Regions from separate parts of the Homo sapiens genome. Here region 1 is linked to region 2. A link is a contact called in ENCODE Hi-C data. All regions are on one chromosome and are shown on one strand. Each heading gives the region's core, a stretch centred on a gene start or an enhancer-like site at or near the end of the contact. The rest is flanking DNA. Distances are from core to core; before and after follow the strand shown. Region 1 overlaps SYT2 (synaptotagmin 2). Region 2 holds the start of KDM5B (lysine demethylase 5B).

Region 1 (4,389 bases), core at 1,656-4,155, 190 kb after region 2:
CATTTAATCCCAGCCTCAACTCGAGGGTTTAGGAATAAAAGCTGCATTCAAATAGTTAAGAAGTCTGACACTCAGAGAGGTGAAAGAAACCACCCGAGGTGAAATGACTCATAAGGGGGTGCGTCTGACTCTCTATGGTCCCAGGCCTGCTGCAAGAGGAGAGGAAGGGTGGGCAGTTCCCAAAGCTGTGTGCAATGCCCCCACTTCCCATGCCAGCTTTGGGGTCTCGCTGTACACACACACACACACACACACACACACACTCACACCAGACCTTGGTTCCTTCCCAATCTATGCTTGGGTGGGTGTCCCTGGATATAGCCTGATGACAACTGAGTCTTAACATGGTTTGTGGAAAGAGCCCTGGGCCCAGAGCCAGCCTGTACTGCACGGGGGGACCCTGGGAAGGCCACTTCCCCACAGAATTCAGTGTCTTCTGTGAAATGACATAATGTGACCCAATCTCAAAGTCTGTCCTGCTTGATCATTTACAGACCCACATATTTATTGAATGTGGGCAGATTACTTGAGGTCAGGAGTTCGAGACCAGCCTGGCCAACATGGTGAAACCCCGTCTCTACAAAACTACAACAAATTAGCCAGGCGTGTGGTGGGCACCTGTAATCCCAGCTACTTGGGAGACTGAGGCAGGAGAATTGCTTGAACCTGGGAGGCAGAGGTTGCAGTGAGCCAAGATCGTGCCACTGCACTCCAGCCTGGCAGACAGCGAGACTCCATCTCAACAACAACAACAACAAAAAATGCGTAAACAAGTGAGCGTCCCAACAAAATTTTATTTACAAAAATTAGGTGGGGGACTGGATTTAGCCCCTGGACTGCCGTTGGCCAATGCCTGCACTAGAGCAACAGCAGTGAGTAAGACCAATGAGGTGGCTGCTTATACAGTCACAAGCTGCATGAGTACCATGGGGATGAGAATGGAGAGCTGGGAAAGCAGGTGGTTGAGGCCTTGATGCGGGGGTAGGGGAGGAGGGAGCCATGGGTGTGGGGAGGAAGGCGTTCTTGGAAGTACTGTTTGAGCTGAGAAAGATGTGTAGACTGTATTAGTCTGATCTTGCACTGCTATAAAGAAAAACCTAAGACTGGGCAATTTATAAAGAAAAGAGGTTTAATTGGCTCGAAGTTCCACAGGCTGTACAGAAAGCATGATGCTGGCATCTGCTCGGCTTCTGGAGAGGCCTCAGGAAACTTACAATCATGGGGGGAGGTGAAGAGGGAGCCAGCACTTCACATGGCCAGAGCAGGAGGAAGAGGCGAGGGAGTGGGGGTTGGGGGGTGCTACACACTTTTAAATGACCAGTCTCATGAGAACTCACTATCACTAGATCTGACCCTGTGATCCAATCACCTCTCACCAGGCCCCACCTCCAACATCAGGGATTACAATTTGACATGAGATTTGGGCAGGGACACAGATCCAAACTGTATCATAGGCTTTGGCTCCTTGAAGGGGGCACAGCATATACAAAGGCCCCGAAGAGGGTAATACAGTGTATTAGGGGAAACAAAAGAAGGAGTGTAGGCTGGTGTTAGCAACCCAGGGAGGGAAAGCTGAGGTGCTGCTGGATGGAGAGCATGAGGGGCTGTAGGCCACGCTAGGGCTTTCGGCCTGTCTCCCTGGGATGGCTTTTCATTTTTGGCGACATGACTGGCTTTGCATTTTATGAAGATTGCCTTGGTGGCAAATACGGAACTGACTGGAGGCGAGCAAGAGGAGACCCAGAAGATCAGGCAGCTATGTCGGGGGCCAGTTGACCTGTGGGCCTGGAGCTCGGAAGTGGCTTGACTCTGACAGAAGAGGATGGCACTGATGCCTGGGTGCAGAAGGAACCACGCAGGGAGACACCATGGCTGAGAAGGGAAGGACCTCAAGTGCAAGCCTGAGGCAACCGAAGGAGGAGTAGTCACAGTTATGACAAAAGCAGGCAGCGGCCAGCTGACCACAGCTCAGGGGTCCAGCTCAAGGAAAATGAAAATGCGCCCTGGGTTTAGTGACCTTGTGTTCATCATCCATGACTTTACAAAGAGCTACTTCAGCAGAGGGATGGGGCAGAAGCCACAATGGAGGGGCTGACGAGTGAGGTGGACGTGACGAAATGGGGACCATGTGTGCGTGTGTGTGCACGTGTGTATATGTGTGTGCATATGTGTATGTGTGTGCAAGTGTGTGTGCGTGGTCACGAAGGGGAGAACAAGGCAGCAGGTGGGGCTCATTTTTGGTGGGTGATGTGATAAACTGGACTGGTCCAGCCTCAGCTGAGGGAAGGGGGAAATGTTAGGCACAAGAAAGGGCAGGGATGGCAAAGACTTCCTGAGAAGTCAGGAGGGATCCTGCGCAGGAACGGGAACTGGCTTAACCAGAGGAAAAGCCCTCAACTCACAAGGGGTCAGGAGGAAAGGTCTGTGGTTTGACCCAAGGTTGGGACATTTTGAGAGATTTCTCGCTTCTGCTTTTCTTTAAAATAACAGCAAAGAGAGAGGAGGGGTGTGAGGGAGCCACAGGCCTGCGGAAACTGGAGGAGGAGGCGAAGCTGGTGGGGAGGCGTTTCCTGCAGTTTCTGTGCAGTGCAGAGGGCCTGGGTGATCCTGGGGATTGATGGGATACAGGCTGCCCTTGTACTGTGGGGGGATTTTCACCAGGGGGCTCAGCAGTCGGGGGTAGCCATGGAGAAGGAGAAAGCTGTCAGTGGGATTTCTCCAGGGCTGGCGCTTTGCCAGGTGAATACCACAGAAATGCCAAGGGAGTGTGGGGAATTGCGAACAAGTTGTAGGCACCACGGACCATGGTGGGAAAAGAAGACTAGAGGGGCTGATGGTGGCCCAGGGAGGTCAGGGAGACTTCTCCAGGAAGAGCATTCTAGGCTGAGGGAGAGTAAGTGCCAAGACTGTGGGATGGGGGTCTGTTTGGTGGGTTTGTGGCTGGTGGCAAGAGGCCAGCATGGCAGGAACTGCGTGACTGAGAGCAAGGACAGGAAATGCCTGTGGGAGCCAGCCAGGGGCCAGGCCAGGCAGGGATCTTATTCTAAATGTGACAAGAAGCCACAGGAGGGTTTTAAATAGATCAGTCTGGCTGCAGTGTGGAGATCAGGCTGAGTGGAGGGGAGTGGAAGCTTCCAGATAGGAGGCTACTGTGGTACTCCAGCTGGAGGGTGGAAAGTGGCCAGATTTGGAAGGCATTGTGGGTGGTTGATGAGTTTGCAGACACCTGGGATGTGGGGGGGTGACCCCACATGGATGGGAAGGATGACCCCAAGGCTTCTGGTCTCAGCACCTGGTGCCATGTACTGGGTGCATAACTGAGAGACGGGCCCTGAATCCACCCCATCCACTCTCTGGGCCCACTGCCCATGCCTGCCTTTGACATGAGCCTCCTCAGGCATCTTCTATTCCCTTGCTGTCTGGGCAGCTATGGCCTCCTGGTTTTGTTGGAGTCTGGAAAAGCTTCCAATCTGCTGCTGCTGCTTCATGGACTCCCCACATTCCCTCTCTGCAGCTCTAAGTCATTTTCCTCTGGTGGATTCCCCGGGAATGCCGTCTGTCTTTCATAAGAGCTCGGGGATGACATTTGTTATTGGCTGTTTTCAACTCTTTCCCCGCTTTCCTCTGGAGTTATGCTCCACCCTAGTCTTTTTACTCACGACAGCCAAAGCGAAACTTTTAAAATATACATTTGTACATGTTACCCCTGCCCCCACCCTAAAAGGCCTCCCACAGCTTCTCATTCCTCTTTGGGAAAGACAAAACTCCTTGACGCGGCCTATGGTGCTCCTGATCCTGCCCTGCCCGGCCTGCCAGCCTCACCCTGAACCGTGATCCATCCACTCCAGCTGCCCTGGCCTTCTCTCAGGCTTTGGACTCACCACACTGCATCCCACCTCTGGGCCTTTGCATAGGCTGTGCTCTCTGCCTAGGCTGCCCTTTCATCTCCTCTTTACCTGGATAAATACTCACCCTTCAGGTCTCAGTTCAATCATCAATTTTTCAAGAAAGCACTTTTGCTTTCCCAGATTAATTCACGTATGCCCCATTATAAATGCTCACCACCACCAGATGGCTCTCCTTTCTTGCACTTCTCATAATTACAATTTTATATGCACTTATGTGAAGTGCATGGTAAATTCCATGAGGGAAGCATGATATGAGCTCAGTAAATACTTGAGTGAGTGAGTGAATGAATGAATGTGTCTCTCACATCTGTTCTCTCTACTCCATTCCTTACCTTCCCATCCTAGTGCAGGTCTTTACCATTTCTGGTCTGTGGAACCAACCTCCCTGCTCCACTCCCCATGGAGCTAACTTCACAAACCCCACTTATAACTGCTCAGCACCCTTCAGTGGTTCCTGCTGGGTATAGAGGGAAGTCTAATC
Region 2 (3,711 bases), core at 1,212-3,711:
CCGGCCAGTCAGCGCCCGTGGCTAGGCTCTTTAAAAAAAGAAGGGCCGGCGCGGTGTGGCTGTCAGCTGGGAGGGATCCCTCCGCCCATGTAAACATCATAAAGGGCAAGGGGAGCGTCTGTTGTGGGCGGGGGAGCGGCTGCCTTCCCGGAGAGTCCTCTCGGTCCCTAGGTTCCCCTCAAGACGCCGGCAACCGCCCCGTCCCTTAACGTCACACCGGGTCTGCTGGGAGCCAAACAGCTGCGGCCTGATCTGGGAGCGATAGAATCTCATCACTTAGGGTCACTACCGGAAATGGAGGAAGCCGGACTGGGAGACCTTGAGAGTTGGGAGCGAGAGGGAATCGTAGGACGCAGCTGAGAATTGGGAAAGATTTTCTTAGGCTTGTTCTTCCTGTCCATCTCAGTTAAATAATAATCATAACTCATGTAAGTCTAGAATTTGTCTCAAAGTTATGCCTACCTGGCTCGTAGGATGCCAACGTTAGGAGTGAAAATAGTCAACGCTCTCCCGAGAGAGCACATGACACTACATGAGCTTCATCAAGACCCTCGGAGGCCCAGAATGCGCACCAAAGAGCCATCGACGATAATTCTTCTACCCAACTTTTATTTAGTATTATTAAATATTCAGTAAAGTTAAAAGAAATTTGCATCAAATTCCTCTATACCCACTACCTAGATTCTATTATAACTTGCCACATCGCATATCTATCTTGCACTGATAATTCTTTTAATAGTGTATTAGCTGTCCCCTGGGCTTGACTCTCCATTGCAGTAGGGAGCAGGAAAAGACTCCAGGTCCCAAAGCCCTGGAGAGCTAAGAAAAGGAATACGTTCTCCCAGGACCACTGTGAACTCTTTCCTGGGCCCGGTACCTCTGGGAAAAATTTGTTGAAGGGAAGGCGGTTTTCTTCTCCCCCCACGCCCATCCCCCCTTTTAATTGAAGACTTCTTAAGCATAAGAGATTTCCTTCCACTAGGTGAATCTGAAAGCGAACTAAGATCTTGACAAACATTCCTTGCATACGTTTGGCAGCTTTCTGGATGAAAGAGGTCATTTCAATGTTGACGTTCTACTTTTTGAGCTTCCTCCTTTTTTCTGAGGCTGCTGGACACTACCCCCCCACCCCCGTCCCCCGTCTCCCGCCAAAAGAAAAAAGGCGCCTCAAAAGTGTTCGTATCTCTTAAAGTTCGTTAACCTCTTTGCCTCCGTTGCCTGCTCTGCAAAATGAGGATAATATCGTACCTACTCAATATGGTGGTTGTGAAGACTCAGTGAGCTAATACATGCAGAGCGTTTAGAGCAGTGCTTTACACACAGTAGCATTAAATAGCGGCTATCACCCATAAGCACATAACTCCCAGATTTATATCTCCAATTCTGATCTCGCCCCTTCAGATTTATACCCTTCAGTCTGTTGAAGGATACCCCGTTGTGTATTTCTACCTGTATGTACCAGAGACACCTCAAATTCAAAATGTCCAGAAATGAACACAGTATCTTCTTCCCTTGAGTAACTCGCCTTCTGTATATAATTGGGGTGAATGTTCCAGCAATGCCAACGGGCTAGCATCTACTCAGGCAGGTACGCCAGACATCTGAATCTTAATACCTCGTCGTCCCCCCTCAATCTGTCACTATGTCCTAATTTTATTTCCTACCTTTGCATCCCTTCCTCATAATTATCAGCACCACTGCCTTAATTTAGATCCTATCATTCCTTGTCTGGATTATTTCAAGTCTTTCGCCCCTCTCAAGTCTGACCTCGTCATAGACTGTTTGTGGATGATTATTTTCCCTGCAACATCTCCACCTCCCAATAGTCTCCATCACTTATTAGCCATGTGAATTATGGCAAATTGCTTAACCTACCTATGCCTCACTTTCCTTATTGTAAAGTGGAAATAAGAGTACCTATCTCATAGGGTTGTGTGATTAATCATGCGATGCAATTAGAACAGTGCCTAGGATATGAAAGTGCCCCAAAATGTTACGTTATTATTATTATTACTACTATTGCCTTCTCATGAACATGCTATGTGTATGTTCAAGCTGTTATCTCTACTGGAAAATCCTTCTCCGTTTCCAATACTCTTTCCAAAACCCCCTCCTGGGTTTTACTGCACCTACCATTGTGTACTGACGTGATTGAATGATTGGCTTATGGGACTGATCCTTTCTACCAGACTTAACTTCTTCAGGGCAGGAACTCTGATACATAGTAAATGGTCAATAAAAGTTGGCTCAACTGAAACCCTAAGGATAAACTCCATCCACAGCGGAAGGCGCGGCCCCGCCCGATTCGGGGGCGGGGCGGGGAGCCGCGCGCGGAGGGTGGGTCGATGGGGGTGGGGTGGGACTCTTTTTCCTCGCCGTGGCGGCGGAGGCGCACGGCGTGGGCTTGCGGCGAGACGTCGTCGTCGGAGGCTGAAAAAGCCCAAGGTGCTGCCGTTGCCCGTACAACTCGGACTTGCTGTTGCTCGAGCCGCGTCTGCACGGGTCTCGGACCGAGCGGAGCTCGCAGCCTCGGTCCCGGAGCCCACCTTCGCCTCGCCCTTGCCCAGCCTGCGGTGATGGAGGCGGCCACCACACTGCACCCAGGCCCGCGCCCGGCGCTGCCCCTCGGGGGCCCGGGCCCGCTGGGCGAGTTCCTGCCTCCACCCGAGTGCCCGGTCTTCGAACCCAGCTGGGAAGAGTTCGCGGACCCCTTCGCTTTCATCCACAAGATCCGGCCCATAGCCGAGCAGACTGGCATCTGTAAGGTGCGGCCGCCGCCGGTGAGTCACGCCAGCACCCCGGATCCAGCTCGTGGCTGGGGGAGGGAGCGGGGACGCGCGGGTCCGGGGAGGCCCGAGGCGCGGGGGGCGGGGAGCCGGTCGCCCCGCCGGCCTCGTCAAGTTTGGGGCTGCCTAGAAGGTCGGAGTTGAGGCCGGGGGAGGAAGACGGGGGCTTCTCCAGGGTGGGAGATGAGGAGCGTGGGAGAACCGGGGGCTTCGGCGGTGCCATGGGAGGGCCGGGTCGCCGCGGGGCTCGGGCGGCCGGGTGCGGAGGTTCGGGTTCGGTTCCGGATGGAGTGATGGCAGGAGCCGGGGGTGGTCGCGGGGGAGTTTCCTCACGGAGCCTGGCGGAGGCGCGGGCTGGAGGGAGGACTGTGGGCCCGGCGAGGCTCGGCAGGCTGGTCCTCGCCTCCGCTCCCGGGGTGCGGGGGTGTGTGATGGGGTGGGGTGGGGGTGGGGGACTTGCGAGTTGTCGTGCGAGGAGGAAAGTTTTCAATATGGCGGCGGGAGCCCCTGGTCCTTTGTGTGGTGGCGGCGTCGGCCCGGAGCGGCCCTCACCTGGGCGCCCCACCCTCCAGACCAGGGCACCCCTCCACCGCCTGGTCCCCGGGCCTCCAGGTGTCCCCCGGGCCGGGGTCAAGAAGGGGGCGGCCAGCGCTGGCTGGGGGCGGGGAGGAGCCGCGGGTCCAGCCCCGGAGCGGATGTTTGTGGGGGGCGTTAGTGTCTGGGGGACACTTTTGGGGCGGCGGGGGCAGGACGGGCGGCGGTGGGCCCCGATGCCCGCCCGCGCTCCCGAACGCGCACACTCCCGGCTTCTTCTGGCTCAGCCGCTCGGCTCCCCGGGGAGGCCTGGGCTGTGCTGGTGGGGATGGGGTCCGGGCGAGGCCGTGTTTGTAGGGGAACGTCAGACGGAGAGACCTCCGAAGATTTC

Evidence for each region. Hi-C counts contacts between places; a loop is a spot of excess contacts on that map. Pooled maps may share reads with other maps.
Region 1: a map with no recorded cell type shows a loop between it and region 2 (15-fold over the local background). The contact joins the enhancer-like site here to the promoter of KDM5B in region 2. A Hi-C loop is called at or near these places in 2 of 37 single-sample maps with no recorded cell type and 7 of 50 pooled maps.

The regions. Positions count from the first base shown.
Region 1 is chr1:202,614,275-202,618,663 of GRCh38, reverse strand. All of the region lies in intron 1 of SYT2 (synaptotagmin 2), which reads left to right. Among named protein-coding and RNA genes, the nearest start is that of SYT2, 94 kb to the left of the region's middle. Within about 2 kb of position 2,905, at least 13 of the 41 ENCODE cell types and tissues checked have a DNase peak (open chromatin) inside an H3K27ac peak, as active enhancers do.
Region 2 is chr1:202,807,171-202,810,881 of GRCh38, reverse strand. It overlaps KDM5B (lysine demethylase 5B), which reads left to right and starts at 2,461. Exons shown (of 27, transcript NM_006618.5): 1 at 2,461-2,780. The coding sequence starts at 2,577. LOC124904583 reads left to right here. Exons shown (of 3, transcript XM_047439549.1): 3 at 1-644. RefSeq lists silencers at 1-61, 2,447-2,656, 2,687-2,886, 3,287-3,406, 3,507-3,576.